6 separate regions of the Mus musculus genome follow, and all the other regions are linked to region 4. Evidence: chromatin loops called from intact Hi-C (ENCODE). Cell type or tissue: gastrocnemius. All regions are shown on one strand. Each heading gives the region's core, and the rest is flanking DNA. Links, peaks and the distances in the headings are about the cores only.

What was found. Hi-C counts contacts between places; a loop is a spot of excess contacts. Peaks named below come from ENCODE experiments on the same cell type or tissue, not always from the same donor. Only the 100,000 strongest peaks of a DNase experiment are listed, where the experiment ranks them.
Region 1: a loop joins it to region 4, with 4 times the contacts of the local background. A loop is called at or near these places in 8 of 42 quality-filtered maps.
Region 2: it touches region 4 in a loop (9-fold over the local background); 12 of 42 quality-filtered maps call a loop at or near these places.
Region 3: it touches region 4 in a loop (1.9-fold over the local background); 5 of 42 quality-filtered maps call a loop at or near these places.
Region 5: a loop joins it to region 4, with 6 times the contacts of the local background. A loop is called at or near these places in 9 of 42 quality-filtered maps.
Region 6: it touches region 4 in a loop (2.9-fold over the local background); 8 of 42 quality-filtered maps call a loop at or near these places.

The regions. Positions count from the first base shown.
Region 1 is chr13:32,660,242-32,665,650 of GRCm38, forward strand. No RefSeq gene overlaps it. Among named protein-coding and RNA genes, the nearest start is that of Mylk4, 120 kb to the right of the region's middle. In gastrocnemius, for the core only: a CTCF peak has its summit at 2,003 (motif pointing left); a DNase peak (open chromatin) is centred at 1,989; H3K27ac peaks cover 413 bases.
Region 2 is chr13:32,310,415-32,315,823 of GRCm38, forward strand. The region is part of intron 1 of Gmds (GDP-mannose 4, 6-dehydratase); the gene reads right to left. Among named protein-coding and RNA genes, the nearest start is that of Gmds, 25 kb to the right of the region's middle. In gastrocnemius, for the core only: a CTCF peak has its summit at 2,436; a DNase peak (open chromatin) is centred at 2,439; H3K4me3 peaks cover 232 bases.
Region 3 is chr13:32,605,594-32,611,002 of GRCm38, forward strand. No RefSeq gene overlaps it. Among named protein-coding and RNA genes, the nearest start is that of Gm40876, 140 kb to the left of the region's middle. In gastrocnemius, for the core only: a CTCF peak has its summit at 3,011; no DNase peak of the experiment used is centred there.
Region 4 is chr13:32,490,439-32,495,847 of GRCm38, forward strand. It overlaps Gm40876 (a long non-coding RNA gene), which reads left to right. Exons shown (of 4, transcript XR_873209.2): 4 at 2,623-2,843. Among named protein-coding and RNA genes, the nearest start is that of Gm40876, 28 kb to the left of the region's middle. In gastrocnemius, for the core only: a CTCF peak has its summit at 3,068; a DNase peak (open chromatin) is centred at 3,078; H3K4me3 peaks cover 1,322 bases; H3K27ac peaks cover 1,279 bases.
Region 5 is chr13:32,408,768-32,414,176 of GRCm38, forward strand. No RefSeq gene overlaps it. Among named protein-coding and RNA genes, the nearest start is that of Gm40876, 54 kb to the right of the region's middle. In gastrocnemius, for the core only: a CTCF peak has its summit at 3,023 (motif pointing left); a DNase peak (open chromatin) is centred at 3,028.
Region 6 is chr13:32,678,972-32,684,380 of GRCm38, forward strand. No RefSeq gene overlaps it. Among named protein-coding and RNA genes, the nearest start is that of Mylk4, 100 kb to the right of the region's middle. In gastrocnemius, for the core only: a CTCF peak has its summit at 2,365 (motif pointing left); DNase peaks (open chromatin) are centred at 1,317 and 2,364; H3K4me3 peaks cover 274 bases; H3K27ac peaks cover 334 bases.

The DNA.
Region 1 (5,409 bases), core at 469-4,468, 170 kb after region 4:
ACTTGCCATTGGGAGCCACTGGGATTTAACCACACCAGTGTGGTTTCCCTTCGGTAGCTAAGATGCCTGGGACTGGGGAGTTGGTTTTACACTAATAGACTCCAGCTGAGTTAGGTGGAAGGCTGTTCCACAACAAAACCCTATCCAGAGACAAAACGGCAGTCTGTCCTCAAGAGTAGTTAGGGTATAGGTCAGTAAGTGTGGTAAAGCCGCCCTTCCGTGAAAGATCTGGAAGGAAGACAAGTGGTAATCTGCCCCGACTTGCTATTTTCTGCCTAGAGTGGCTGGGGCCCAGAAGGCTCAGGTGACTGACTGGAGCCACACTGTAGTTAGTGGCAGAGCCAGGATGTGCCTGGGACCAGTGACTCATGTCAGAGTTTCCTGGGCTCTGAATTCAGCAGAGGAAATGCTTTGTTTTCAAAGCTAAGTTCCTTTCCTTCTAAACTTCACTTCCTGCATCTAAAAGGGAAAAAATAACACTTTTTAGAGAACATGGTCAAAACAACAACAATAAAATGTGGTGATGTAAACACCACATCACTGAAGAACTGTCAATGGTGTCAGGACAGTAATGGGAATTGAGAAGGAGTATTTTTTTAAATGTAGAGAACATTCCAAATGAAAGTTAATGTTTGCATATACAGTACTGGGCTTTCTCAAGTTCATATCTAATGGCTAGGCCCTCTCCATCCTTGTCCCACTCCCTAACCACTGCTCTCCAAGCCCGCATCCCCATTTTCCTGTCAGATCATAGGCACAAGCATGCCAAAAGTATCATACTCACAAAAATGTGCCACGATTTCAGTCCCCTCCCCCAACACACATTACACGTACAGCTGTCGCTTTGTGTTTTTAAGGAATCAGGGAATTGCTTCAGCATTCAAAATATCCAGATGTGCTCATCCCAAACAAAAACTGCAACAGTGTCTGCATATAATCCTCTGTATATTCCTATATCTTTTCAATCATCTCTGGATGACTTGTAATAACTAACACATTGCGAGTACTGTGTGAGTACTTCTACCTCATTGTGTAAGGAAAGGTCTGTACATGTTCAACATGGATGCAGTGTCTGGCTGGGGAATATTTTCCATTCACATTGGTGCAGACCTAGAGATGTGAAGGACCGGCTATTCTCCACCATTCTTCGTTGATCCATCCTACTATACCTGTTGAATATCAGTCCAAGCATTATCTCCTGGGCACATCCTTCCATGACCTAGAGGCAGAATTTATAAATCCCTGCTGTGTTGCTTTGTTGCACCCATGGTGACTTCCACTATAGCATTTGGAGCCTTTGATTACTGTTATTTGATTACCAATGTTCATCTTTCCTTATTTGATACAAGGATGGGATCAACGCATGTCTGATTAAAACAAAACAAACAAAACAAAACAAAATAAAACAAAACAAAACAAAACAAAAAAAAAAACAAATGCGTAAAGGTCTCTGGCTTTAGCTTGGGGCAGAACGGTTGTACACAGAAATACCTGTTAAACAAGCAGCCCTTGCAAAGGACAAGGTTCAATTTGAGGACCCTTGACATTTAAAAAGTATTGTACTCTGTTCAATCCTGGAGCATGTGAGCAGTCGAGGAGTTTAAAGGTAACCAAGGACACTGCCACCTCAGGCATTTTAAACTGCAACTGAAATCCTAAGGTGAGTCTGAGGACATCTCATGCTTTGTTCTTTCCAGATTGTTCATATCACTGTGTATCTCATGCAGCAAAAAAAAAAAAAAAAAAAAAAAAGTGCCAGTAACAGAACCTGGGAGCAAAATGGTCTATCAAGGTGTAGGGGGACTACGCCTGTCGTATGGTGGAGTTTGCTAGACTCCCACAGTGAACTGAAGACTGACCCATGCTTAGGGAATTCCTTGGCTCCATTTGAAGGCATGCAAAGTAATATTTCTTAGACACCATCAGTAAGAGGCTAAGTGGTTGTTAAGTCCATAGACTCTGATCAAAGACTAACTTGGGTCCCAAGCCCAATACTGCCACCTGCTGATAGGTGACACTGTAAACTTCCATTTCTTCCCCCTTACAAACTTCCTTCTCTTCTGCCACAAAGAGGAGGAAACGGATGTTAAGTGCTCCACCTGTTGCAGAAATAACCAAATGCTGAAAGCTTATGAGGGTGCTCTGGTAATACTCATGAAACTAAAGTTTCCTATTTCTAGGAAAGTTCCTGGCTTGACCACTTATAGACAAATGTAGCATGTGCATGGCACACATAAAACCAAGATTACTGAAATACGAAGAAAATTAGCCATTTGTTACAAATGGAGATGTTTGTCTTGAATAATGAAAGTACATGTGTGGGATCCATTTGGTCACTGTTGTTATTGGAATATAAAACACTCCCTAGAGGCTCCTATGTTTGAACACTTGGTTCCTAACTGGTAGAGAACGTATCACTGGAGGCAGGTTTTGAGGTTAGATAGCCTGTCCCCACTTCCTGTTCTCTCTCTCTCTCTCTCTCTCTCTCTCTCTCTCTCTCTCTCTCTCTCTCTCTCTCCTCTCTGCTTCCTGAGTACAGATGAAACTTGATCAGCCAGCTTCCTGACTACCCTCCCTGCCTAACATTTCTGCTGCTGTATCTTTGCCATCATGATGGACTGTGCCCCCAGGGGAACTGTGAGCCACAATAAATCCTTTCTTCCTTAAGTTGCTTTGGTCAGGGTATTTTATCTCATCAGCAGAAAGGAAAATAATACAGTTACCTAAGTGACAGACAATAATTTTCTTATTATACCCAGCATTTGCTGTATAAATACTACCCCTCCCCCCAGACCTCAAAAGCATGTACTAGGTGAAAGGTGCGAATCCAAAAATGCTCCACATGGTATGACCCCAATGTGAAACCCTCTGGGAAACACACAAGTATAAAAGCAGAAAAAAAAAAGTCAGGGATGCCAAGGGTTGGGAGGAGGGAGGGATGAGGCTATGAACACAGCAGATTTCCAGTAAACCTATGCTTTTAGGTAATTTATGAGTACAAGACAATACACATTTATCAAAGTCTATGGTGTTACATCATGGAGAATGGAACCAAGGTGTAAATTCCAGAGCTCAGTTAACAATGATGTACCAATACCTGACACTTATGTTAGTTGGCTTTGCATTATTGTACTAATTAATTTGAGAAAAAAAGTTCTTTTTGGGGGGTTGCTTAGAGTTTTATTTTTCTGTAACTTTGGGGTCCATGGCAGAGCAAAATACCATGGTGAGAGAATGCAGCAAAGCACCCTGCTTCCCTCTCCGCATCTGGGTAGAAAAGAGAGAGGGAAGAGAACAGAAGTATCGGTATCCATTTTAAGGCCACAAGCTTCAGTTACTTAAAGCCCCCTTAATAGTCCCATTAATGCCCCAGTTCTAAAGATAGTAATTTTTTTCCAACTACTCCAAATCTGATCAGATCTCAGAGCAAATAGATTGCTCTCTGTGGTATAAAGAGTAGCAGAGCCCATAGCCTTCTTTAGCTGACAATAGTCTGAGAACAATGACTATTTAAAAAGCAAATCCACAGGGCTGAGTGTGAAGGTTGGTAGTAAAGCATTTGCTTAGAACATGCAAAGCTCTGAGCTGAGTCCTTAGCACTTCACACATGTGCACATGCACACAGAGAGAGAGAGAGAGAGAGAGAGAGAGAGAGAGAGAGAGAGAGAGAGAAAGAGAGAGAGAAAGAGAGAGAGGGAGACAGAGAGGGAGATGGAGAGAGAGAGAGAAAGAGAGAGAGAGAGGCCACTATTCTTAAGTCCGAGGAAGATTTCCCAAGACGAATTATAAAATGTCTAAAGGAACACTTCAAAGACTCTAATTATAGCCCAGTATTACATCATATACAAACAACTGTTGGTGACAGGTTGTATGGATAGCATTTTGAGGGATTCTAACACGTACTACAAATGACAGAGTGACTCTGAAACAAGGATTCATTTCCAAAGGTCCTGCATTCCCAAGGGCAATGGAGCAGGAGTGCATGCTTTGTCCTCTGTGTGGCATGCCAGTCTCTTACATGACAGTTTTACAAGGACTTTGCAGATCTCAAGTGGTAGGATTTGTTCCTGCAGATCCTGACACTGGTCACCTACAGTAGGCTTGGTGTGGGGGCTCTCTGTTGAAGGGGAGAGATAGGGAAACACACAGAGCCCATCATGGGGCCCATTTCTGAAGCCTTCACTCCATAGCAGGGGACAATTTCATCCACAAAATGCTACTCCAGAGTCAAGAGGAAGAAGCCCCCTTATTGGCATGATCGTGATGGGGGGAGGGGCAGAAAGAACGTCATCTAGTAAGTAAAAAGTTGATGCTCAGTGCACAGACAACCTAGAAATGGTTTTTAATCATTCACAGCATTTTAGACAGACTATTCTGCTGTGTTTTTACAATTAGCTCGGCCTTTCTCCTCAGAGAACAAAAGCAAACTTTAGTTAATGCTCCTAACCCAAATCACAATTTTGGTAATCGACACACTTCCCTTTCTCTTTGTACCATCCATTAGAAAGATAACTGGCCCTGAGCTGTATCTCAGAGCAATCATCGCCTGCAGCAAGATGTCGGTGTCTGTGTGTGTGTGTGTGTGTGTGTGTGTGTGTGTGTGTGTGTGTGTGTGTGTGTCAGGGGTGAGGGTGTCAAGCCCAAATGGCACTTGAAAGTGCCTAGGAAGGGCTCTGCCTCTAGAGCACACTTACTTAAGGCTCACAAATCATTTTCATCTGAGGAAGGGTGGGGATTGAGTGTGACAGGAGGGGAGGGGGGGTCAGCCAGTAATCTGATCTCAAAGAAAATTGTCACAATTACCACCTGTGCTGGTGGTCTTGGCCCAAGTTCACACTGCCTGGGAAGAGAGACAGACTCGACTCTACAGTTCTCCTTCTGGTCCTTGGAGGAGTAGCTATTGTGGCTTCAGGGGTGTCTGCGGTAGCAAAGCCTGAAGTCGAGTATGCCACCCATGCGCGGAAGAGCAAGCACAGGACAGGAAAAAGCTCCTCACCCAGTAGCCTCACACATTTCTCAGGCCTGTAGGGCAGGCAGAAGTCTGGCCCTAATGATCTGTGTATGCTCTACATACACCTCCCTGCCACTCAGTTCGACACTAAATGCTGATGGGAACAGCTTTTGCAGATGTCATTAAACTCAGGATCAATTCATCTTCGAACAGAAAAATCACCTGTTCACGTGACTGAATGACCTGCATCCTTTGCATCTGGGTTCAGGAGATCCTCAACGAAGAGGCTCAAAGCTGATGGCGCCAAAGGAAAACTCCTCTAATCCTTAGACGGGGTGAAGGCTCGGGAGATGCCTTAGAGGGAGGGGCAGTTGCCACAAAAGCATAAGGACTAGAGATCGAATCCCCAGAAAACATGTAAGGAGCTGGTTGGCATGGTGGTCAAACTAGAACCTCAG
Region 2 (5,409 bases), core at 905-4,904, 180 kb before region 4:
CCTCAGCTGAGAGGGAAAAAAAGCCTCAATTAAGAAAATGCCTCCATAATTTCTGACTGTATGCAAGCCTGCAGAGCATTTTCTTTTTTCTTTTTTGGTTTTTCGAGACAGGGTTTCTCTGTATAGCCCTGACTGTCCTGGAACTCACTTTGTAGACCAGGCTGGCCTTGAACTCAGAAATCTGCCTGACTCTGCCTCCCGAGTGCTGGGATTATAGGCCACCATGCCCAGCTAGAGCATTTTCTTAATTAGTGATCAGTGGGGGAGTGCCCAGCCCATAGTGGATGGTGCCATCCCTGGACTCGTGGTCCTGGATTCTACAAGAAAGTAGGCTGAGCAAGCCATATAAAGCAAGCCAGTAAGCAGCACCCCTCCATGGCCTCTGCATCAGCTCCTGCCTCCAGGTTCCTGCCCTGGGTGAGTTCCTGCCCTCACTGCTTTTGGTGATGAACTATTTATGGAACTGCAAGGGAAATAAACCCTTTTTTTGATCATGGTGTTTCAGCACAGCAATAGTAATGCTAACCAGAACAGTAAACAACTCACTGGTTGTCCATGCCACAAGGAAAATAAAATACTGAGCTAAAACTTACAAATTTTATTTTACATTTAAACTATCCCTTGATTTGCCACCATTATTCCTGGAACCATTTCTAACATCTAGCAAATGCCCAATAAATATTTGTTGGAGGAATAAATATATCCCCAAGAGCCTTTAATATATCATCATAGTATAAAATAAAACCAAGTCCCACATACAGACCTGTTTCCCCTCTAAAGAGAAGTCCTACCCATTGGAAGGCTCTTCTGGAAAGACTACAAGATAAAGGCAATTTTCTAAGGACTACAGGGGTGTTATTACACCAATAAATTCCTCAAGGGAGATAAAAAATGGATACTATTTTTTTTAAAAAATAGGATTTCAAGGGCTGGAAAGATAGATCAGTGGTTAGGAATGCTTGCTATTCTCCCAAATGACCTGGCACCTAGTTTGGGTAGCTCAAACTGCCTATAACTCTAGCTCTGGGGGGCCCAGCACCCTTTTCTAGTATCATACATGTTCATCCACTCATAACCAGCACACAGACACATAGACACACATACCTATGCATAAATATAATATTTAAGTAATTAATTAAATAGGATCTGAATAACCAGGAAGTTGAATACATATGTGCTTGTCTATGTTATGAGGCAGGACTAGTCCAGGCATGCAAAATGTTTGGGCACTAGAGGTGAGGCAAGAAAGACAGACACTCCCTTCGCCAGATCATTAAGGACTCCGTTTTCAGGAAATCAGTTCTGTCTCCAGGGCATCAAAAATTAATAACAGGGTTAGCTTAACAGCTATCAGTAGCCCAGATCTCAGAGATGACAAAACACACAAAGAAAGTTTAAATAACTCAATCAAAAATAATTACCAAATCAGTGGCCAAGCTTTAAATACAAGCTACTATTCCCAATGCACACACTTAACAGCCATTCTAGCCATAGAGTACCATGCATGGTGTCTATACAGCTTTCCTATGACCTTACAGGACAACACAGAGGTGATAATGGTGAATTTCAGTCCTTGGATTTTTAGTCCTTGGATGCTTAGAAGGAGCTCTCTATATATTTATCAAAATATTCTGGCATGAATTTATGGGAACAAAATTGATACAGCTCTGCTGCCCAAAGGGAAATGAAAAACATACTAGAAAACAGTATTCCAAGATGTGGAAACACAAAAGCTCTAATTATAGACCATGCTTTACAATTCTTTAAGTAAAACCTGCACACTGTTGTTAAGTCTCACTGAATCCTTAAACCTAGACTACAGTAAGAAAATTATAAAACATGCATCAGAAAACTCACTATCCCCCTTCCTAAGTTAGGGAGAGATGGAGGTATAAGTATTGTGGTGAGGCTGTCTGCTGCTGTTAATGACCCAGCAGCTGGATGCTAGCAACAGTGCTTACCTGAGCCAGCAGCCAAGGCAAGAGTGGGAATCTTACTCACCTTTATCCTAAGCTTACTGAAGAAGCCACTGCTATTGCTCCGAGATCACTATTTTAGACTTTCATCTCCAAAACGATTAATAGTGTTCCTCTTTCACCAACTGATTACCAGTTCATTATAGAAAATATTTAAAAAATAATACAACTCAATATTCATATCTTGTATGATTTTCTAGTCTTGATATTTGTTTTAATTTTCACTTTGCATTTTAAATGATAGCAGACATCTAGAGCACGTATATGACAGGAAGGCTTCTGTTTTTTTCTTTTTGTAACCATAAAGGAACACTGGTAGCCACACAGTGAGCCAGGGGGCTACATGAAAGAAGATGCTACAAGTAAAGGAAATCAAAACTCAGAGCCACCGAACAAGACATGACGGTTTGTTTCCACCTATTTTTGACTGTCTGTCTGGCTTGCACATCTTCCCCCTCTAGGGGGAGCAGTCCTACACAGCAGAGAGCTGTCCATTAGTCATCTGTTTCACAACTGCTGGTGTCAACACATAAGCAATCTGAAAGGTTGCAGGTACTAAGGAACAGAATAAAAGACATGATTCGCATTTGGTATCTAATACATACTTCACACACACAATATTATCACATGATTAAAAGATTAAATTTATGAAAAACTTCATTAGGCATGGCAAATGGAGTCAGAAGAGAAGCAGAACTGGCTCCTGAAGGTTGTCCTGTGGCCTGTGCACAAGTTGTGTGGTATCACAGAACATATACATACTGCATACATGTGCACATGTGCATGTGTTCGCACACACACACACTTAAGGAGAAAGAAAGAATAAATACAATTGTTATAAAAGAAAGAAAAAAACAATTTAGAAATATGAAGCATGCATTTACTAAAACTTCTAAAAACAGGATAGGTGGGTTTTTTTGTTTGTTTGTTTGTTTGTTTGTTTTAAGAACACAGTAAACTAAAAGTCTGGGAAAAGCCGGGCGTGGTGGCCCATGCCTTTAATCCCAGCACTTGGGAGGCAGAGGCAGGCGGATTTCTGAGTTCGAGGCCAGCCTGGTCTACAAAGTGAGTTCCAGGACAGACAGGGCTACACAGAGAAACCCTGTCTCAAAAAATCAAAAAAACAAACAAACAAACAAAAAAGTCTGGGAAAACCCCCACCTTGAACATCACATTATTTACACAATTATCACAGTATTTAATGCACTTCAAGTGACTTCAGAGAAAACAAGTGATCACAGATCTCAGAGCTTCAGTCCACGCTACCAGCATAAGCCATCCTCATGAAGTCAAAACACAAAAGCCCAATAACCCAGTAACACAAGAAAACATAGCATTACAGCCAAGTATGTCATGTAATCAGTGGAAAGGCAATCACTCTTGTATACTATAAAGTAACAGGAGTTTCACATAACTGAGTTTTCTACCTACTAATTTAGCATCCTTGCTATTTTCTATGGGCTGCATTTTGGGGATGTAAACAAGCTCAGGGTTGGAATCCTAGGTCTGTGGTTCAAAGCTAGTCAAAGTCACTTCTACTCGCCTGTTTCTGCACCTACCCTAGTACAGTAGGGAAAAGATTAAATGAAGTTTACTCTAACAAGGAACTTAGAATGCAGCCTGACACAGGGAACATGCTTGAGAAATATAGTTATTGCTACACAAACTCTTAGCCAGGGTTTGTGACTGTGAGGCTGTCCAAAAAATCCCCACTGTGTCTAACCACTCTTCCCCAGTCCAGCTCCCAGCTCCCGCCAAGGAGTGACTGAAATGGATGTGTTAGAAAAGGCCAGGTTGCTCGTATGTACTACTGAAATAAGAAAGGAAGTCACTGAAGGATATTCGAGAGAGGTTTTATCATTCCAAAGAGAGATAGAAAGCAACATGATTACGCCATGATACGGCATAGGTGGCTTTCTCCTGGGTCCTCATATTAAGGTTTAATATAAAATGTCCCCCATAAGCTCATAATTTGAATAACTGATTCCCCAGTTGGGTACTTTAATTTGCATTTTAATTTTAAACAAGGTCAATTCAATAGTAATTATCTGTCTGGTATGTTTTTCAAATATACATATATTATTTAATATAATAATATATATTATATATATTCTCAAATAAACAACTCTATCCTCTCTAGTGAGACCCACCACCACCAAAACTGTAATGGGAAAAGTTGTAAAGCTCCCAAGAGACATGACAGACTGGAAAGGAAAAGTGCTTTCATGTTAGCATCCCACAATAATCCATGCTGTAGAATAAGAAAATTAGTCTAGAAAACCACTATAGAATTTTAAAGTCCCAGGAAATATTTATTCTATGTTTTTAAAGGGGGCTACCAGGTTCATGACTTCATTTAGGTAACCAAAAGGGAACTAAACCACAGTTAAGTTCTCCTGTAAACGCTAATACATAGACATTCAAAAACTGTAACTTCCCTGTCACTTTTCCCAGTAAAATCACCTAAAATCTAACTGATGTTTCAACAATGGGAATAATTTAACCCATCCCTTTTGAATTATAATGTAGCAAATTCTATTAAATAAGTATAGTGAAGCTATGTGGAGGTTAATGTTATAGTGCCTACTTAGTTTTCATTGAGAACCTGTGTTGCCATTTTCTGTAATTCAATTGATTAAAAAGCCAACTAGAGGTGACATTTTCTGAGTGATAAAGAAAAGGCCTGCCCGCCCAAGCTCGGCTTCTCAAAGCATATGGATTCAATTATACAGCAATACCTCAACTACTGACATCTTATGTGGCTCTAATTTTAGTTATTTTCTGCTTGGGGAAGTTGCAGTTGAAGGCCTTCCTCCAGGATTTAAATAGAATGCATATGAACATTTGCATGTTGACAATTTACCATCCTCTCAAACTTTGGTGGCACATGGGTCCAAACAGAGAGCATTGAAAAGAAGACCACCTCAAAGGATTTACATACTCTTTGAAAACTGCATGCCCCCAAATTTATGTTTGACAAGGAAATAAAAGCTGTGAAATCACCATAAAGATTGTGATTTCTGGGGGTGAGGAGACATAGCTCAGTGGAAGAGCACATGCTTAGCTGTGCTGAGTTCAATTCACTAAAGGATCTCAGGAGACTGATTTACAAACTTCTAAATATATACGTATTTATACGTAACAATTAGAGACTACGGATCTGTGAACTTGAGGAATAGGAAGGATACAGAATTTGGAATTGAAAGGAGGAGAAAAGAAGATGGGAATGATGTAAACACAGTATTCACATTTAAAATTCTCAAAAATTAAATGAAATAAAATTAAACTGTATCTAAAATGTTTTTTTCAGCAACACAATTGGTGAACTATAAAGTATGAGAGGAAAAAATAGAAACTTTTTCACATTATGGAAATGCTAAATAAGCAAAACAAACTACTTTCTTATAGTGCCATGCAGAATGAAAAGAAACTT
Region 3 (5,409 bases), core at 995-4,994, 120 kb after region 4:
CTGAGAATTCTATGTCTGAATCTGAAGGCAGTAGGAAGAGAGAGAGAGGGAGACAGACAGAGAGAGAGAGAGAGAGAGAGAGAGAGAGAGAGAGCCAGCCACTGGGACTACCTTGAACTTCTGAAACCTCAAAGCCCACCCCACCCCCCATTCACACACTTCTTCCAACAAAGCCACACCTCCTAATGCCTCCAAAGTAGGACCACTCCCTGATGATCAAGTATCCAAATATGTGAGTCTAAGAGCGCCATTCTTTTTCAAACCATCATCATATGGACAGCTTTCTTTATATGTTAGAGAGGAGACGAGAGAAAGCAATGATCTCTTATCTCCTTGTGTGATTTACAAACAGGAGAGAGCTGTTGTATTTTATTGTGTAGGGAACATGTAAAATTTACTTAAAACATTAGGAAAGGAGAGTGACAGATACAGAAATTCACAGTGGCAAGGCTGACAGAGAGGTAGTCATCCCTGGAACACCACCATCTTGCTCTGGAGTAAGACAATGCCTTAGACTTCTTTTCCACAGCCGAGGTTCCCATCATGCTGTTTGACACAGAGACCATGCTCAGTAAAACTATTCTGAGTTTTAGATCTCAACCTCATCAATCAAGAGTTGTGCTAGAGCAGAGCCTTGCACAGCACCTGTAGCTTCGGGTGGACTGGAAAGTGCTGGTAGCTCTCACTCTAGTCCACCTTTGAGGTGGCTGTCAAGCAGCAACAGACTCAGGGAGCGTGGAGGCCTTGGCTTCAGGCCTGTGAAATCACTGCACGTCTTTCTTGGTGTAATCTTAAATTTTAATAAGAAAGGACATTGCCAGTGTTTATACCCCAAACCAAAAAATAAAAAGGACAGGGACCATATTATTCCTTGAAAAAAAGTAATATTTTTATTTTTTATAAAAAGTATATTTTTTTCTCTCATCCTATAAACCTGTAAGCATGAAACCTCTTCAAGATCATAAAGGATGCTCGATCCTTATGGAGAACTTTTGTATCTGGAGTTTGTTCTTAGAGACAGTAAAACAAGAATCACATTTAAAAATTGCTTTTAAAAAATGAATGCAGTTCCACTGGACCAAGGGCAAAAATCTTCTTTTTGGAAAAAGTTAGAAAAGTACATCTTACCTTTATTAAATGAGATGGCTTAACCTCAATTTTGGTAAGAATGCATTTATTAAACATATGTCATCTATTCTTAAAAATATGCACATATAGTAACACATAGAAAAATGCCTTTGTAATAGTTTGAAATTATGAAGAAGTGGGTAATAATTTGGATTTCACAAAACATTTTTCCGGTCTCCTTTTTATTTTTGATAGGCAGCACATTAACCATACATAACATAGATCCAATTGTTGCTGAAAACCACAAGGCTTGGGTTGAGCAAGCTGTCCAGAGTTGTGATGTTAGTTTACTGGTTACTAACAGACTTGATTTGTGTCCCCCAAGGTCCCCTGTGAACTAGGCAACTAATGAATACGCCTTGATTTCTGTTGCATCTTAAAATGTATGGTTGTATCTCCTCCTGTACCCCTCCCCAAAGAGATATCACAGCAATAAATGAATCAGTTTTACAACTGAACTTGTGCAATCCCACACATGCATGGAAACATGTCCTGTTTATAAAAGGGATTAAGCTGATTGGCAATTGCATTAGAGATAAGACTTGTTTTTCTGCAATGGACAACAATAAATTTGGATTTAAAAATTAAAGTTACAGTGCCAACAAAATGGCTCAGCAACCAAGATGCTTGTGCCAAGCATGACAAGCTAGGTTTGATCCCTGAAACCTGCAAAATGTTGGAATGAGACCATTGACTCTACAGACTCACCATTTGACCACTATAAAAAGACACTGCCAACATATGCAATAATAAATAAATATTTTAAAAATTAAAATTATAGACTCCCTACTATTTCTTTATTGCATTTTAAATGTTCAGATTCTGGCCTACTATTAAAATGGGCACATCTTTTTCATCAACACGTCTTTCATAATAAAAAGGGATTGTATACAGTAGATAGCCCCCAACTTAGATGCCCAAGCTTCCAATGTAGCTAAGAAAATATATGTGAACTGCCAATAAAAGCTCCAATTTTTCTGAAGCCTAATTTCATATGTATCAAACAGGCAAACATATTTCATATACAGGTAGATCATATGAGACATTTTGCTAAATTACTACTGCAATTTCGCCTATCAAAATCTCTAAAATAGTTGGGAGCAAAACCATGCAGTGTGAACGATCTCTCAGCTGTAAAGGGCTGTGTAAAGGCTTCTTGCGCTGTGCCTCCGGGCTGCTGGCCCTACCTCAAACCCAGCCTCTCCGCAGTGAGCTGGGCCATTCAATCTTGCACACATCACACACAAAGGAAGTAGACACAAAATTATCTCTGACTAACAGATATCATCTCTCCAAGCAACAACTGATATAATCGTTTCAAATAATTTGAAAACAGACTGGCTACTTGGTGTCCAGCCTGAAGCACACTTCTCTCTAATTCCCTGTGGCCCACACCCGGCCTGCTCCACTGACAGCTAGGGCAGAAGCTGCTCTCTTTGATTAAAAAAAAATTGTATTACTTATGTGTACAGTGTATCATACATGCTGTGATTTAGGTAATTAGATGATTGATAGATAGATAGATAGATAGATAGATAGACCAATAGATAGGGATAATAATTAGTGGAGGAAAGCAATTAAAAACTTTATTATCTTTCATAGTTCATTGTCTTTTAATTTTCCTCTTTGTGTAGTAAGAGCCTCTAGAATCTTTTCTAAGTCTTTCTAGGGACTTCCAAAACTGGCTACTTCAGAAGTCTCATGGCAGTTTCTACCAACATTAGGACTCATGTTTCCATTGTTCGTAGCTTTATAGATAAATCTTGGTCTGGCCTTCTTTAAAGGAATCTCCCTCCCACTCATCCTTTCTGTTTCTTTCAAAATACAAAGGTAAGCTGCAGGAGTAATAGCTGACCTTGCTGCCTGCCACAGGATCACTGTCGCCCTCTGCAGCTGGAGTAGGGTGGTTACCAACACTGCCACTGTGTCCTAATTCAGTTACCCAGAAGCTTATTTCAATTTGTGCACATAATTATAGCCAACTAAATGTCTTTTTCAATAAAACACACACACACACACACACACACACACACACACAAACACACACATACACGAAAGAGAGAGACAGAGACAGAGACAGAGACAGAGAAACAGAGACCGAGAGCAAACAAATGCTATCAACACATAATTGTTCAAATAGGCTTTTGCTCACTGGGATCAGGGTTTCCTGGTCAGTTCTGAGATTTATCATCTTTTCTCTATCCTACGGCTGGGTTCAATATGCATACCTGACAGACATATCATTCACAGGACCCCAGGATGTACAATAGGTCTTTACAGGTGGCTCAGTGGGATCAGGTGTAGTGGGGACTTTACCCAGGGCTCAGCACCATAACAAGAGCTCTAATTTGATTATTTGAATGGATCCCTTATTCTAAGGTTTTATTCTACTGTTGTGTTGGAATAGCCATGGTCAACAATTGTGGGTCCTTTCTTGCTTCCCATTTGCTCCCCACCTCACATTTTAACTCTTTATGCACACCAAGGCATATGTGCACACCACGTTGAGATTTTAGAGAAAGAAGCCAAATGTATTCTAATCTAACAATGGGTTTTGAACATCTGGACTAGAAACTCTTTGTAGTTTGCCTAGGATGTGGATGTCCTTGGGGTACACCCTAGACCACTGGCAACACTGTTTGTCTCTCTGCTGCTCTCACCAACAAACCATCAGAGGTCTTTTGAAGCCAGGTTTTAGAGCTACCTACTGCCATGGGTCCATGCATATTCCCTCCTTGCCAGAACCCAGTCCTGTCCCTCTTTCTCGAACAGCTGCCTTGTCTACTCTCATCTGATTTCAGATCACCATTGTCCAGGCATGTGACATGTCAGAGCCTGCGTTCTGTTCCCAACACTCTCTGCCTTTCCCCTGATATCACTTGAAGTACTGGATGTCTGTGAGAAGGTGGAGAATGGAGTGAGAATGTTGCTCCCTAATAGGCTCAGGTGTCTGGATACTGGGTTGTGCTGGTGGTGCTATTTCAGTCCGTGTAGGCCTTGCTGAAGGGCCACCTTCGCTGGAGGTGGGCTTTGAGGTTTAAAAGCCTCTTGCTAGTCTCAGTTTGCTCTTTCCTGCTTGCAGCCCATGACACGAGCTCTCTCGGTTTGCTGTCCCAGCCACTGTGTCTGCTGTTTGTGTCCCAGCCGTCATGGACTCTAACTTTCTAGAACTGTAAGCCCAGGTGAAGCATTTGTAAGTTTCCTTGGTCATGGTGTTTTGCCACAGCGGAAAGAAACAAACAAACAAGCAAACAAACCTAATATGAGTTGTGGGAGCCATTGTTTCAGAATCTACCTCCTCTCCTTCCTCACTGATACAGTGATAGTTTCAACTTGTCCATATGGGTAAGCACCTGAAGTGTATGCGTATATGCAGGTATATGCAGTGTGTGTACATATGTGCATCTCTGCATGTGTATCCACTTCCTAACACACGGCTGTTATTCCGGTATGACAAAGTCACACTAACTGCATCACAAAATAACAACAACAACAACAACAACAACAATAATAATAATAATAATAATAATAATTAGGGCAGCAAACATGGTTGCCGATCAGGTAGCTGTCTGCTATGACGACACCTGAGGGACACAGTGTGGGCAAGAGAAAGTTCCTCACCAGCTCCACCATCTGTATAGATAAGCACTTTCTATAAGTCTGCTCTTCTCATGTGAGTTCATATCATCAGAGCTCTCAGGAGAAGGGAAACAATGCACCGGATGCTCTAACAGAGCACTGGGAAAGAATACTTGCTAAAACAAGAGCCAGGTGCCATAGAGAGCCAGAAAGTCCTTACTAAGCACCTACATCTTCTGTTTCCCAGAACACAGGGCCTCCTCTTGTATGCTCCTCAGGCTTACCACCCCTCTCCGTGGTCCTTTGGAGGTAGTGGCAACTGTGACAGCTCTCTTTCCGGGGCTGACTTAAACCCTGCAAGGGATTCAATATGAATCTGAGGCAGAAGCCTAGTTTAGTTCTGTTTCAATGTTGGTGAGACCTGACATTAGGCACAGTCCTCTGGAAGCCTTGTCTGCAGAGGGGACAATGCAGGCTTTCTCTTCTCATTCCAGGTGGTGCAACATCTGCACTTCTGGCACATCAGGGTAAGCAATGTGATGCACCGCCTTGATCTGAGGAAAGACAGAGAGAGCAAAGCCCCACTCCAGTCTGCGCTTCTCTCTCTTGGGAAGTAAATCTCAGGGGCTGGGCTAGCCAGGGTTTTCTGGCTGCAAGGGGTTGGCACCTATGCCCCTACCAGGTCTTCAGCCCAACACTCAC
Region 4 (5,409 bases), core at 637-4,636:
TGTGGTACTAGTTCCTTGTGTTTCATGGGTTTTGTGCTCCTTGATTTACATGACATCTGTGTAAGGGCAATGACAACAATTTCAACAACAATGACAACAGCTTTCATAACACAGAGGCCCTGGGTGACTCTGGTTCTATTAGGTTGAGAATCATTTTTATTTTTCAAAAAGAGGGCTGATATCATTATAATGCAATGGTAAAGATTTTTCTTTTCTTTTCTCTTCTTTTCTTTTCTCTTCTTTTCTTTCTCTTTTTGATGCATATAATTTTCTGAGTGCAATTCCCAAAACTGCAAAGAAACAAGAAAAAATAATAAGGAAAGCCTAATTATTTTGTCTGTTTTCTTAATTAAAAAACTAGAAAAATTATTTTTCTAATGGTTTCAAGTGTTTTTAAATTTTATTCACTTAAAATTCTTATTTTAAATAGACAAAATATAATTAGGCACACATACATATATTGTACAGAGTAAGGTATGTGATTAAGTAAAGACAAGACAATTAGCCTACTCTACTCACATACGCAGTAATTTGGAAGTATGTAGCATGTTATCGTAACTATAACCATCATGTCTGACCACAGACCTCACCAATCTGTTCCTTTTGCCCGGCTGAAAATTGCCCTCCTTCCCGCTTCTTGCCTCTTTCATCCCTGGCAGTCACCACTATGCTCTCTGCCACTAGTTTGACTGTTTTGGCTCTCACATACAGTTCATATCAAACAATTGATCTCTTTTTGTATCTGGTTTATTTCAGTTAACATAATGTCCCCAGGTTAAGTGACAGAAATGTCTAAGGGTAATGGATAGTGATCCAATTATATATATCACATAATATAATATTTATATCTATCACATTTTCTTCATCTATCCACATGTCAACAGACACCTGGTTTCAGTTCCATCACTTGGCTACTTCAGACCATGCTGCTGGGGCGAAGACAGCAGACATACTGACTACAGCGCCCTTGGATGCATACTTCAAAGAGTACTGATGGACCACAGGGTTACTCTGCCCTTTAGTTCTTAGGAACCTTTAGGGTGAATAGTTTCCCATAATGGTTACTCCAGGTACAAGCTCACCAAGAGTATATAAGGGCTCCCTTCTCTCTGCTTTCACGCCATGAAGAAACATAAGCTGGGATACCATGCTTGTCAGGTTGGCTTTTGTTTGTTGTCACCTCAAAGCCTCAGGGAACATGCTTAAATGCTTCATTCACGTGACTGCTGGGAATAGGCTGGCTCTCTGTCCCTGTCACCACAGAAATGAAGCTCACGAACAGCAGATACTACAGTAGATGTTAACTGAGGTGGGCTATTTGCTCTGCCCCCTGCGTGTGGAGGAAGGGTAGACCTGCTTTTTATTCTCATTCTGTGACTTGGGCTGAAACCCACGTGTTAGCTGCCAGCCGTACTTCCAGTAGATGTGGTTCCCCAGTCGAGCTGCGCATTAAACAGAATGGTTAGTTACTTCAGCATTGAGATGACCACCACACCTGAGAGCAGTAATGGAAGGGATGAACGGTTTATTTTGGCTCATGGGTTTCAGTCAATTTAAGGCGGGGACAGGGAAGGTATGTGGAGCAGCTCGGCTCCTGGCCATGAGAGCTGCGGCAGAAGCTGATCATCACTGTAGTGAACCAGGAAGTAGACAATGAAGCAGACACTAGAGGCCAGGTAGAAAGAGTCAAAACCTACTCTGAGCTGCCTACTTTTGTTGGCTAGAACCCACCTCCTAAATATTCCACAGCCTCCCTAAATAGTACTGCCAGCAGGGGAACAAACATTCGAAACCTAGCCAATGGGGGCACGTTTTACATTCAAACCCTCACAAATATTAAATCAGCCAAATTGTCTCCACTGGGCTCTTGGCAGCTGTATACGCTCTGGATAACGAAGGGGGTGGGGGTGGAGGGGAAAGACCTGTCTCCTATCTATCCCCAAACCTGAGCACCAAGGACTTTTTCAAAGCATGTAAATTCATAGACTTCTCTTTTCATCTTTGCACACAGAGACTGAACCCAAAGCTCCATGGCGACTGGATAGAATAGTCCTGCTCGATGTGTGTACCCCCGCTATCTGAGAGTCCCCCTCCTTTCAGAGGAGGCACAACTAAATTTGAGTTCCAGATAAACACCAGATACTTCTAAAGTGTTAAGCGTGGCTCCCAGATTGCACGGGGATATACTTACACTAAAAATAATCTTATTTATCTGAAAACCAAATTGAAGCACTCGTCCTGTGCTCTGTCTGGCAACCCTCCTAGGAATTATGAAAGTGTGCTTGAATTAAAGCCAGCTTTCTCTGCTTGTTCTTCTAGAATATTCTGAGCATGCCATAAACTTGCCTGTGCTTCTTAAATTGATTTATTAAGTTACCTGTGTGGTGTGGAGCGGTATCCGACCAGACTAGTGAGGAACTACAAAGAAACCTCTGTTGAGCAGGAGCAAGTTCGCTGTGGGAACGGAAAAGGCAGGAATTAAATTGGGTCTTCTGAGTTTAGGCTTCAGGGAGGGAAATGAAGAAGTGGCTAGCGAAGATCTTAAGTGTAGCAGTTTGAAAATAACATTCAGCTGTCAGAGCTCTCCGTTTAGAAGTGTATCTCTCTGTCATTCCTTGCCAGGTTTGTGCCCGGAGAAATGCAGTCAGCGAATCTCCTTTACAACGCCAGGCTGATGGTGGCCAGATGTCAATCTGGGTGTTTCTCTATTTTACTGCTGTTATATTATCTTTAAACTACTGAACAATGGTTTGTAATGAGACTCCTAATATACAGTAGTCAAAATCATCAAGTTACAGAGTCTGGAAAAGCCCATCTTGAAAGTATTTTCAATACTTTCTACCCTTTTCAGAAACCCATTCATTTATCTCAGTATCTCATAGTTATAGGGCCCTACGTTCACACTCTGAACAAATAAAAAGAACTTCTGGGGAAAATATGTTGGTGTAGTTATTGTTTTCATTATCGTACATCATGTTCATATTACTGTGGGAAAGAACCCTTTTCCCTTGGAAAGGAAGTTTCCTGAGAGGTTTATGTGTGGGAGCACACCGGTACAACATCGCCCTCCACTGTCTGCTAAAGGGAATGCATGCTTTCGTGGTCTGTGAAGAGAAAGCCGGAGCCAGGAGTTTTAAGTAGGTCTGTCATGTTAAAGGTGGGTTCCCCCACTGTTGCAAGCACAGGTGTGAGGTTATCAACAGAAGTGATGGGTTGGGCTTGCACCATTAGTTTTTCTAAAAAGCAAAAACGATATGAAGTGTACTCCAATTCTAGGTGGGGATTAAGAAAGGGATTGAAAATCGTCTTCAGTGAGTTTTAGCAAGACATCGTCACGAAGAACGGAAGGCTCTTTATCTTGTTTGTTCTCCTCCCTTATATTGCAGCAGATCATGATGGACAAAAGGAAAGAGAGATCCCCTGCAGATCTCAGCAGCCAATCCAGGAGCTGGATGTGTGCTGACTCAGGTCCCACAGCATCTAAGCGTTTGCTGTGCCCTTTACCCTGTCCATCTGGCAGGGCAGAGATGTCTGTTTATTTTATAGTCACTGAAGTCTGGGAGCAATGCCTCCTCCCCAGCGTGACTACTACACTTAGGCTGGCCTCTGGGGTCACCTAGTATTCCAACCGTGACTCTGAGTCAACACCAAGTGTTAGTGAAGTGTAGGTTTCATAAGCTTCTCGGTCCCACCATTGCGTTTTGCATGTCTTAAGCCCGAAGTACTTGCCTTTTACTCTAGAGTCGGTTATTTCTCTTAGAGTAGTGCTGCTAGATGACATTTTACTTAGTGTTGGTGGCAAAATGAGTTCTCAAAGTGTCCCATTGATGCCTCATTGTAAGGAAGGATTTGGGAGGGTGGGCTACCTGTCGAAGTTTATTGCTCTCTTAAGTCTGTTTTATTCAAGAACGTGTGTGAAGTCACATTCAAGAAAGACGAGCAGTTAGTTTTGGTCTGTTGGCAAATGATTCTTCCACCCCAGTGGCGTGTGAAGTGTTAGGGGGGAATTATAAGTCGGGTGTATTTGGAAGGAGTTCAGATTCTTGGGCTCAGAGGACACTGTTGGATCAAGCTAAGGTCACTGCCAGATGAGTACACTGAATGAGAGGGGTGATGTTTTAGTGTGCTTCATAAAAGGAAGAAGCTGGTAGCATCTTAGTCGGTTTTAGAAACTTAGACTCGATGATTCTGCTATGTCTCTAAGTCTGATTCTTCCAAGCATTGACTTCCAAGGAGAAGCAGCACCGGACAGAAGCCAAGCCAAGCAAATGTAACCCTTTCACAGCCCTCAACGACGCTCCTTAAGTGAGGCTGTGTAACCAAACACTTTTGAAAACTGTGCTAAATAGAGTTAAAGAAAGCGATACTTCGGGAGACATCAGATTCTGAGAAATCCAGGTTAAAAATCCACCGTCAAGTGACTGTCTTTCACCTACACTTTTCGGCTTGTTTGTCACTGCAGGCCAGGGGCAATTCTGCCTCTGCTTCACTAAAGGTGCCACATACACTTCTGTGACCAATTTCCATAAAGTTCGCTTAACAGTTCAAACTTTATTAAGACTCTTGACAAAAACAGCTGCTAGAATTGCAAAGGAATGTAATAATAAAAAAAAAAAAAGCAGAGCCAGAAACAAGCAGTCTATAAAAGCAATATCCACAGAGGCCAACTCCCCCTGGGGTGCAAACTGATCCCAGAGTCTGTCCATACCATGCGGATCCCCAAATGGGCAGACAGCAGGACACCCTGACCCAGCGGAAGCTTCCTGCCTGAGGCTGTGGCCATCGCTCCACTGAACACCAAGCTGAGGTCAAGGCAGGATGCCAGATTAAAAAAAAAAAAAAAAAAACAGGCCAAGAGAAGGAAGGCACGGTGGTTTTAAAGAATGGGGACAAACTGGAGCAAGTTCATTTCATGCTGGTTTTATTACGCAATAAAAAATCGCCAACACATACTCATTTACTAAAGAGAAAACAAGAAGTGTTTAGCTGACTGGAGTCTCCATATCATTTCACACTGGAGAGGTGCACAGTGAACTTAGTGGGTCCTGTGACTCCCTGGACAATCTTAGGGTAGATTTCAGAGTAGAGTAGGACTTAGGTTAGTGTTGATGGCCCACTCTTGTTAAGCTTCTTTGACTTGGGAAGCTGTCCCGTGTATAGTTGATATCCTCTTATAAGGACCTGTGATATTACAGGGAAAAGAACCGCCTTCACTGTGTCGCCTTCCACGTCCAACTGTAATATGTAGAAAATGGTAAATTAGAAAATGTGGTTTTCTCCCCGCTTGCTCCCCTTCCCTCCTTTCATTCCTTGCTTCCTTCTTCCTTCATTATTATTATTGTTTTAAAATGTGAAACAAGGTCTCACTGTAACCCAGACTCACAATCTTCCCCAGAGCTGAGACTGCAG
Region 5 (5,409 bases), core at 541-4,540, 82 kb before region 4:
AGATTGTGAGGCCTCTTCTTCTGGGAGCCCACTGTGCTCGCAACACAAAAGGGAAAAGGTGTCTGCACAAACACAAAGGCTTGGGTTATTAACACTAAGTTTTAAAAGATATTGTGAGACAGCCAGGCAGTGATGGCTTTTAGTCCCAGCTTCTTGGGAGGAACAGGCACAGGCAGATCTCTGAGTTCGAGGCCAGCCTGGTTTACAGAGTGAGTTCCAGGACAGCCAAGGGTCCACAGAGAAACTGCATCTTGGAAAACAAAAATAAACAAAAATGTTGTGAGGCATTTAGTGAAGGTGTCTACTGGGCATTCTTTCTAGGTGTGTTTCTAGCTCTCACTTTTCCAGTCACTCCTGTCTCCTGCCCATTATGAGGCACCACCAGGTCTAACATGGACCAGTCTGATTTAAAGTCTAGGAATTCTCTTTCTTTTGAAGCAGTTAACATTTTTAATTTTTTAAAAATTTTTGTTTTAAATTTACTAAGATTTAGATTAAAATTTATTTTTAAGTTCTCACATAAAATGTATGTACTTACAGAATATCATGTTTTGATATATGTATATATTACATAATATTCAATCAGATAAACATCTCCATCTCTTCAAAAGTTGATCATTTCTTTAGGTAAAAAAGTATTGAAATTCCTTTCTTCTACCTCTCATAGCACCCAGAGTTTACTTCATTTCTTTAACTACAGCTTCCATCTCTCCACGTCCTTCTGCCCTTTCCCTTTCTTTCCATTCCGACCAACTTCTGTGGAGTCAACTCCTTCAGAAGTTGCACACATAGGTCAGATCATACGACATTTCCCCTGGTGCCTGCTTATTTGTTTGTGTATGTGTGCATGTGTGTGCATATGTGGAGGTCAGAGGTCAACATGGGTGTCTTCCTCAGTCATTTTCCACCCAGCTTTCTGAGACCAGGTCTCTCAGAGAACCCAGAGTTCACTGACTCCCCTAGACTGGCTGGCTAATGAAAGCCAGGGACTTGCCAGTCCTGGTGCTGGGATTGTAGACACACATCACCGTGAACAGTTTTTACAAAAGAACTCTGCCGTTGTGTTCCTTAATGAAAATACGGGAGCTTGATTGACCCCCATACACCCGTGATGGATCATGTGTTTAGCATGAATGAGGCCCTGAATTCAATCCCCAGCACACATACATACAGAACATGTATGCTTATATATATAAATAATGTAGGTATCAAAATCAGTATCAAATTCTGTTATGTAGCTCTCTTTCCTGTCAAGTATTTTTAAATTCTTCTTCACGCCTGTGTCTGTGTGCTCATGTGGAGGTCAGAGGACAATTTCCAGGGGTCAGTTCTCTCCTTCTACCACGGAGATTCTGAAGGTCAGATTTAGATCTCCAGGCCTGGGGGCAAGAAGTACGCTTGGCCACTGAGTTCCCTTGCTGGACGTGCTCTGCAGCTTGAAACAGGAAATGTCTTAAGTGGGAAGAGTTTTAGTCTGTTGCAATATAGGGCCTCACTGTTGGGAGTTGGGAGTGATTTGTTGCAGGGTTGCTCCTCTGCTGCAATCTATTGAAAGTCAACATGTAACAAGGGAGTGTGTGTGTGTGTGTGTGTGTGTGTGTGTGCGTACATGTATGCTTGTGCATGTATATGATGTGCGTATGTGTATGTATGTGGGGTTCGTGCATGCATTTGTGTGTGTGTGTGTGTGTGTAGCCTTGTCTTTCTCAGTCTTTATGGATTTTGATGGAAACAATAAGATGTTGTTCAATTCATGATGGGATTAGATCCTAATATGTACTGTAAAATACAAGGCATATAGAATATTCTCAATTTACCAGGCATAAAGCTCATCTTTCCTCACTTGAAGTGTGGCCACAGTTAGACAAATTTACCTAGCTCAAGGCCTGTGTAATAATTTCATGTAACTCACTAAGCGCAAAACCAAGATGACTGTTTGATACAGTTTGCAGTGCAATAAAACTGCGGGGGGAGGGGTACCCTTCAGTTGAAGAAAATGAGGAGCTGTCTATCTGGGCTCCTCATAACAAGTTATTTTCTATAAGTCAGTTGCAAACCTTTCCCCTGGAGACTGCCTCTGGGTGTTATATTGTTCACAAGCTCACAATGGTTTGCCCATCCATGAGTGGAAGGATCTACTCTGCCTCCTGGGTCCCCAAAGCCTAAAATGTTTACTATCTAACCCATTAAGAAAAGTTTGTTAACTAACTGTTCAAGAGGAGGTGAATAACTGAGCAAGGCCTTTTGAGGGGATTGGTGAAGCAAAGTGAAACTCTGGTGAAGCAAAGTGAAACTCTGGCGGAGAAAAAGAACGAGTAAGCTTATCCCTGTGATAAAGTAGGATTTACATTTACATGTGTCTTTGACGGTTATGATGGGCAGTGGGTTATCCTGTGGGTGAGATTCAAAGTCGTGATGTCTGAAACTGTTCCAATTAGTTAGCAAAGAAAACAAAGCAAAGTAAAGTACAGATAAAGACCCATCAAATGAAAATACAGCTGATAGAGAAGTCTGGGGATGGGGTGGGGGCGGGGGGGTGGGGTGGGGGGGAGATCTGATTTGAATCACGGTAATGGGTATGTCGCATACAGGATTCCGGAGCCACAGGGTCTGTTTCAACCAGTCGAGGTCCAAATGGGAGTGTGCTTCACATCCACATGTTGTTCAGTGTCTCGCTTTTAGAAAGTTCCCATGCAGTTCAGAGGCCCTGTCCTGCGCAAGGTAAACAGTGGTGCTTTGCTAACTGTGGAACAGATAAAGTGTCTATCCTTTTAACTAGCGCTTGGAAACCAAACATGTCCCATCAATTCAATGCCATGCCCAGAGCCAAGAGAAATAGACGGATCATCAGGCTTTACAAAGGGAGTTCACAGTAGTCTCTGATATGATGGAACAATATCTTTGAAAGTTTCAAAACACAGATAAGATGAACTCATTTGTATTTCTTGGGAATTACTCTTTTGAAACAGTATGTTCCAGCCAGATGTAGGGTGTTCTGGTACGCAGTCAATACTGCCACCTGCTGGCTCGATCGAGGAAGGCTACTTTGTCAATGTCACAGAAATGTGACGGAACTGAGTTAACTTGGCAAGATGGCATTAGCTGACATTCTGACATTTAAACTCTCTTATTTTCTTTGCCAGTAGTGTTCGTGGAGTTATAGCCTATTTTAGATTGTTGTTTTCACAGTTGTGAATGCGTGTTTACAGCACACACCCACAAAATGATTCTGGTGTGCTTAGGTATAAATTTACTGGTTATGAATCTTTGTGGTGCTGCTGCTGCTATAATTTTTCTTCCATTTCCTTCTTCTACTCCCTAACTTCCTCCCCGTCTCGTTTAAAGAAACAGGGTTCAGTTTGGCTGGCCAGGTTGGATTTGTGTCCTTGGGATGAAGTGATCATCCAGTGGAGCTGGGACTGTAGGCATTCACCACTGTCTGGCTGTTCATTAACACACACACACACACACACACACACACACACACACACACACACACACACACTTATATATAAATACAATATGTTTTTCCACTTAGTGTTACTTGCATGTATATGATTTCAGGGCTCAGCACTTGGTGTTTATCTTAGTTAGGGTTTCATTGCTGTGAAGAGACACCATGACCACAGCAGCTCTTATAAAAGAAAACATTTAATTGGTGCTGCTTACAGTTTCAGAGGTTTAGTCCATTACCATCCGGTGGGACACATAGCATCATGCAGGCAGACATGGTGCCAGAGGAGAGTTCTATGTCTTAATCTACAGGCAGCAAAAGGAGATTGTGTTCTACACTGGGCATAGCTTGAGCATAGGAGACCTCAAGCCTACCCCACAGTGACATCCTTCCTCAAACAAAGCCGCACATACTTCAACAAGGCCATGTCTCCTAATAGTGCCACTCCCTTCCCTATGGGCCAAGCATTCAAACACATGAGTCTTTAGGGACCAAACGTATTCAAACCACCACAGTATTCAACAGCCAATTAGGAAATTCATCGTTAGGGAGGACTTTCTCCCCCACTCTCAGCACTCTGTGGCTGCCCATAAGATTTCCCATGACTATGTTAGCATGTCCACTGGTGTACTTCTTCGGATCTTGTTCAGTCAGCCATTTTGTTGAAGTACCATGGGTGAAGCTTTCATGTCATTTTAAGAAGGCACAGTCTCAAAGCATATTTTTCTGGTCCTCTGGCTTGTACAACCTTCCTTCCATCTCCCTCTTCCTTGAGGTTTTCTGATCCTCAGGTGCAGGACTTGTGCTCTGCTGTGCATTATCAGTTGAGGTTGGGCACTGCATGATCCCCGTTTGACTGGTTGTGATTTTCTGCTGCAAAGAGAGGTTTCTCTGATGAGCACTAAGAGCTACACTTATCGGTGTGTATAAGGATAAGTATTTAGAGTTATGGCATGTTAGGAATTATGCTGGCTTAGTCAAGGTCATAGTAGATTCAGCTCCAAGATGTATGACCTTACCAGCCTGAGGTAGTTGGCTAGATTCCCAGCACCAAGTGTGATTCCCCTCCTGTTGAGTGTCGAGTGTGACTAGAGAGCCATGGGTTACCACTAAGATATGATTGTCTTTCTTGCTGTCTTAGGGTTTTGCTGCTGTGAACAGAAACCATGACCAAGGCAACTCTTATAAGGGCAACATTTAATTGGGGCTAGCATATAGGTTCAGAGGTTCAGTCCATTATCATCAAGGCAGAAACATGACAGCGTCCAGGCAGGCATGGCACAGGAGGAGCTAAGAATTCTACATCTTCATCTGAAGGTTGCTAGCAGAATACTGACTTCCAGGTAGCTAGGGTGAGAGTCTTAAGCCCACACTCACAGTGACACACCTACTTCAACAAGACCACACCCACTCCAATAGGGCCACACCTTCTAATAGTGCCACTCCTGGGACTGAGCATATACAAACCATCACACTTAGACCTTTAGGGTTATTGTGCCATACTAATCCTCGCTGTGGTTTAGCTGTGTTGTGTTGGAGCTGGGTAAGACTGTTGGTTGCTTTTGTCTCTTGGCAGTTTGGATAGCTTGCATACCTTTCAGGAACTATGAAGGCTGTCTCAAAGGAAAGGCTCCTTGCTTAGGTCCTCCAGGTCCTGTATTTGAGAGGCGAGCTACCATATTTTAAAAATCTATTGTGAACTTTGTTATAAGAATGTTATAACAAACAAACAAATGATACAACACAACCACACACTTAACCAGACCCAAGACTCCACAGCTCAGTGATCTCCTGTACAATTAGAGTAACTATTTGAAACGGAAGCTGTGGAGCTTCACGCTGGACTTTCTTCTTTGAATGTATTTTTATAATTTATTCACCATCAAAATAAAAAAAGTCATGACAGAGTTAGAACTAGAAAAACAGTTATCATTATATCACCTTTTATAGCTCCT
Region 6 (5,409 bases), core at 583-4,582, 190 kb after region 4:
GATATCAATGTCTTCAGATCTTGCAACCCAAATTCTTCTTCTATTATCAGGGCTCTGTCAGTTCTCTTCAGGATTATTAAGCCATTAGTCAACGTGCATTAAAATCAAATCACAGCCTCTTCCACTAGGACCTCATGAATATTCCACAGCCAAGTCATAGTGCGAGTCTCTGCTCTGACTCAGAAAAGGAAATCAATCGGAACACAACAGATTTTGCTCAACAGTAAAAACAAAGCCATGCTCACTGAGGCTCTAGGTGCCAAGTATTGTAAAATCACTCAGCTCTGCCCTCAGATGCCTGTGGGGTTGTTTACTGGCGTTTCAGAAAGGAGAAGGGACACTTCAGATTGGCTGGGAGTGTGGCGCTGTTTGTTATTGTAACTGATGAAACTTTGCCTAGTCTTTTTTTCCTTCTTCTTATATTTGTGTCTTTCTGTCTTTCTTCCCATCTGTCTGCCTGTCTTCCCACCTACCTATCCATCCATCCATCCATCCATCCATCCATCCATCCATCCATCCATCTACCCACCCACTCTATCTATCTATCTATCTATCTATCTATCTATCTATCTATCTATCTATCTATCTATCTATCTATCTATCTATCTTGAGGCCAGAGCTGTCTTTGAACTCCCAATCTTCTACCCCAGTCTCCCAACCACTGGGATTACCAGCACAGTCATTCTTCATCCCTGAATAGCCCCAGAGGATGGCATTTGAGTTGTTGCTTTATTTTATCAAATCTATGAAGTATTTTTTTTTAAATAGGAAGAAAACATGAAAATAAGAGGGGAGGAACACAAGGTTCTAAATCTGAAGTCTGACTTCAGATTCCAAAACTATTCCCATCAGCTGTGACCTGCATGAGTCAGAGAACTATTGAGGACCTCAGTTTCCACATCTACAGAATGGGTGCAATAGTACTTATCTCCTCTGATTATCTGAAATGTAAACTCAATGATTTATATTCCAGACATCTAGAAGCAGACTCAGAAAGTGGTGAAGGCTTTAAACAAATTGCTTTTAAACACCCCAAGTCATCAGAGAGACTCACTTTCCACACACTTGCTCCTGTCAGGGTAGACAAACCCCAGGAAAGTTTGTCCCTACTTTCCAATGCTCTGACATGGGTTGCGAGGGCGTCAGGGAGGCTATGGGAACGGACAGAGAATGTTCTTGCCACACATCCAGGTTTTAGAATGTGCACCAACCTGAGTCACAAGTGCATACCCCCGCATGCCACTCCGGGCCATCTTTCCCTGCCAATGCCACCCACCAAGGCCAGAGCCAGGTGGCTGTGAGTCAAACCTGTCTTCACTTTGACTTGGCACCACAGACCTTTTGAATGGAGTCCACAAATTCGTGAGACAAAAATAGGCTAGCTAGCCCTCACCAGGCCTTCATTGTTGAGGGATGACGGTTGGCTGGTGGTTACACAACCGAAACCTGGGCCCACCACGGAAACGCCAGCTCAGCCATACACAAGGCCGAGCTCTCTGCCCACGGCAAAGTCCTTTGTTCTTTTTTTTTTTTTCTCTCTGACACGCCCCTACCTTCCATTCTTCGGAATCCAATTGTTAGAAAGTTGACAAGCTAGCTGGTGACAGGTCTCCTTGGACAGCTTTCCTGTCTTCAGATAAGGAATGGGGAGCCTCAGCGGGGTGTCATCCATACCCAGACCCCAGTGAAGGAGAGGGATACACAGACACCCGTTCTACACCCTCTGGCTAATCTTAGTTCTCTGGGGTCTCAGTTGTCTTTTCTGACATAACACCGCAGGAACCCATTAGTGTTTTATTGTGCTGTCAACTATTCCTGGTCACCTTCCCCACCACCTCTTACAATTTTGTAGTAGAGAGAAAAATTTCAATACGCTGGTCTTGTTTTTAAATTTTAAGAACACAATAGTTTGAAGCCAGAAACAGGGCTGGACCGAATGCCAGGGCTGATTCTGGCCCAGAATGCCTTGGCTACCAGGGAGTGCATAGGTTGTTAACGTTCAAAGTTGATCTTTCCTCTTATGAAAATACGTTCGTGCAGGCACCCCACTGAACACAATTATTTTTCCTGCTTGGTGAGGAAGACTCCATGCTCTGGTCAGGTCTTGTGCCTCCATGTTTTTTCCCTATACCCCTTTGAGCACACCCGTCAGTCCACCACCCTATCCTTTGAGTGGTTTGTACCTCTTACTTGTGCTTACTTCTGCGAGGTTCTCTGAAGCAACTGGGAACAGGGAGGGGAAGAGGAATCTGCTGAGGAATAGCGCTTTTAAAATAAAAAAATAATAACACGAAGTATTATAAGCACTAGAGGCTGGAAAGAGCTTGTGAGTCCCATGGGGTGGGGCGCAGCGTGCTAGTGAATGACAACATTGCCCTCTGGTGGTCTACTTGAGTAAGACAGCCATAGGTTGCAGGCTGGACGTGGGGGGGGGGGGGGGGCTCTCACTAACGTTTCCCACTAATCCCAAAGAAACCATAATTGAACAATGTAAGGAATTCCCCATGAGGCCCTGAGGTTACAAAGACTCAAAGAAGAAAAAACTCATGTAAATATTCAATTGTTTTAGAATGTGTTTCCTTTCCTTTATTTTATTACGTTTTTATGTCTAGTTTTCACATTGTGTACTCCATCTATAAACTCATAATTTAGGCTCTCCAGGAACCAGAAACCGGGCTTCACTACTCTCCCCTGTGAGAACCGTCAGTGGTGAGCAAATGTGTAAGTGTGATGAAGCCTCTTTTCCCAGGCTGGCCCTTTAAAGTTCCAATGGCTCGGTGTAAACTCCTCCAGTTTAGGGTGGGAAAAAACCTGCTGTGTGCTTGGGAGTTGGGTGGAGGACTGGAGTCCAGAGCAGCATATTCCTTTTGTTATTTTTTCACTCCAGGCAGTATAATCCTAGATACTTAACTCTCTGTCTCCATAAACGAACAGATTACTGATTCTCATTCTACCAGCTTTTCATGGAAAAGAAGGGCAGTGTTTTGTTTTATTTTATTTTTTAAGTGCTTGTAGTTTCTTCCAAAGGAACAGCTTTGTGAGAACCAACTTCTGCAAATTAGAAAAAAAATACTGTATATCAGTGACAAAGCACCAGAGCTAAGGCCATTGGCGAAGGCTTGCCCCACCAGCAATCTGGACATGGAAATCTGAGGACCCAGAGCTACACAGAGAGTTCAAGGCCAGTCTGGACAACATGAGGTCTATCTCAAAACAAAACCCAAAAAGCCAGCAAGGCCTCATTGTGGTTGGGCATTTTCTTGCGTGGGATATATTTGCCCGATCAGTAAAAGAGTTGCTCTTGAAAACAAGTGATGCTTCATTTTTGGTTAATTTTTAAAGATTTATTATTTGTGTTTTATAGGCATAAGGATTTTGTTTACACGTATAACTACGTACCACATGTGTGCCTGTTACTCAGGGAAACCAGGAGTTACAAACAGCTGGGAGCCACCACATGGATGCTGGGGACTGAGCAAGCATCCTCTGCAAGAGCAGCAAGTGCTCTCAACCACTGAGTCATCTCTCCAGACCCAGACAAGTGATGGTTTGGAATGAAATAACGAATAATGCAACCCAGAAAAAGAAAGAAATTCTAAATGAACACAACAAGGAATGTGTGTGAATGCCACACTATGCTCTGCAATCTCAGCCTCTCCCCACTGTGGACCTGGCAAGTGATGGCCCAGAGTGAAATGGAGGGGGGCGAGTGTGGCTCCTCTACCATGGAAACGAGTGTCCACTGCTTTAACGGGCATCTTGTTTTTGTAATGGTAGCAAAATGTACCTAATATAAAATTGCCCACCCAGTTTTAGAGCCAGTCACCATCCAGATGAGCATTCTTTTTTTTTCTTTTTTATTGGATATTTTCTTTATTTACATTTCAAATGTTATCCCCTTTCCCAGTTCCCCCTACTCCTGGAAACCCCCTATCCCATCCTCCCTCTCCCTGCTTCTCTGAGGATGCTCCTCCACCCACCCACCCACTCCCGCCTCCCCTGCCCTCGATTCCCCTATACTGGGACATCAATCAAGCCTTCATAGGACCAAGGACCTTTCTTCCCATTGATACATGCATGACAAGGCCATCCTCCGCTACATATGCAGCTGGAACCATGTCAGATAAACATTCCTACTGATGTGCAACCACTGCTGCTATCTAGCTCCTGGAAACCTCACGTGTTCATCTAGCGTTCTGCATTCTGTCCTTGTGGATCTGACCACTCTGAAGTGGGGTGACAGCACTTGCCCCCTCATGACTGGTGTATTTTGTGTAGCACTAAGTCATCAACTTCTTCGAGATAGCAAGCACCACAATTTCTTTCCTACTTGAGACTGAATCATACCCCACTGATGCCCGTCCATTTACCTGTCAGTAGACACTGATCGCTCTCCTGCTTAATCTAGTGTAAATAACACTGTGATGGGGATAAGTAGAGATGTCTGTTCAAGACCCTACATCCAATTCTGTATCTGTTTAGTAGAACTGCCAGGCTGTTTCTCACATCAAAATTTGACAAAGCAGAGAACTCTGTATTCTCCTGCCCTTGATCAAACTTGGGATTTTCTGTTTCTTGATCACATCCACCTTGAGGTGGCTTGGCTGCCTGCTTCTGACTGATGTGACACTCTTCCTAGGAGCTTTACAAAATGGCAGTGTCTCGTCTCGGTGCCTCGGAACAGAACGCAATGCGTCGTAGTGGGCGCAGTTAGTCATGATCTCCTGAAAGCCAGCTCACGGTGAAACACAGCCTTCCCCAGAACTACCCATTCTTTCTGCTTCCCTCTACTGCTGCACCCTAGGCCTCGCCACCTAGAAGTAGGCTGGGAGCAGACCACTCAGACTTTGGGGAACCTCGGAGTCCTTGTGACCTAGTGTCTGGGTGGCATCTGGATGGTGAGCAGCAGCCAAGCTGGACCATACAACCCCAACATTGTAAAGTCACCCTCCTTGTGGCTAGAGCTGCCCATGGTCTGGTAGCCGTCCTGATTGGGTGGGGCACCAGGCCGATGGATGTCTAACCACACAGTGGTTTCCATGGAGCCTGGGAAAAGTGAGAAACCCTGGATTATGAGGGAACAAGACCCAAAGGACAAAAATGACTGAGTGGGAAGCCACTGTAGCCCTGGCCAGGTCTGGGATGGGAAGTCATCTAAATATAGCCTGTTTACGGCCAGTGATGGGCTCTCACAGACACTGTCTGTGTGTGAGTGGGTGACTGCCACTCCAGCAAATGACTAAACCAGCATTTTATCACCAGATTTTACTTGCATCTAAAGTACTTTTATTGTACGTAGTAGAGGACGAAAACCCTAGACTTGCTGTGGGTGGAAGGTAGGCAGACTTTCCCATGGGAGCTTGCCATCTATGCTTACTGGTTGTTTGGATATTTAAAACAAAGTAGGTC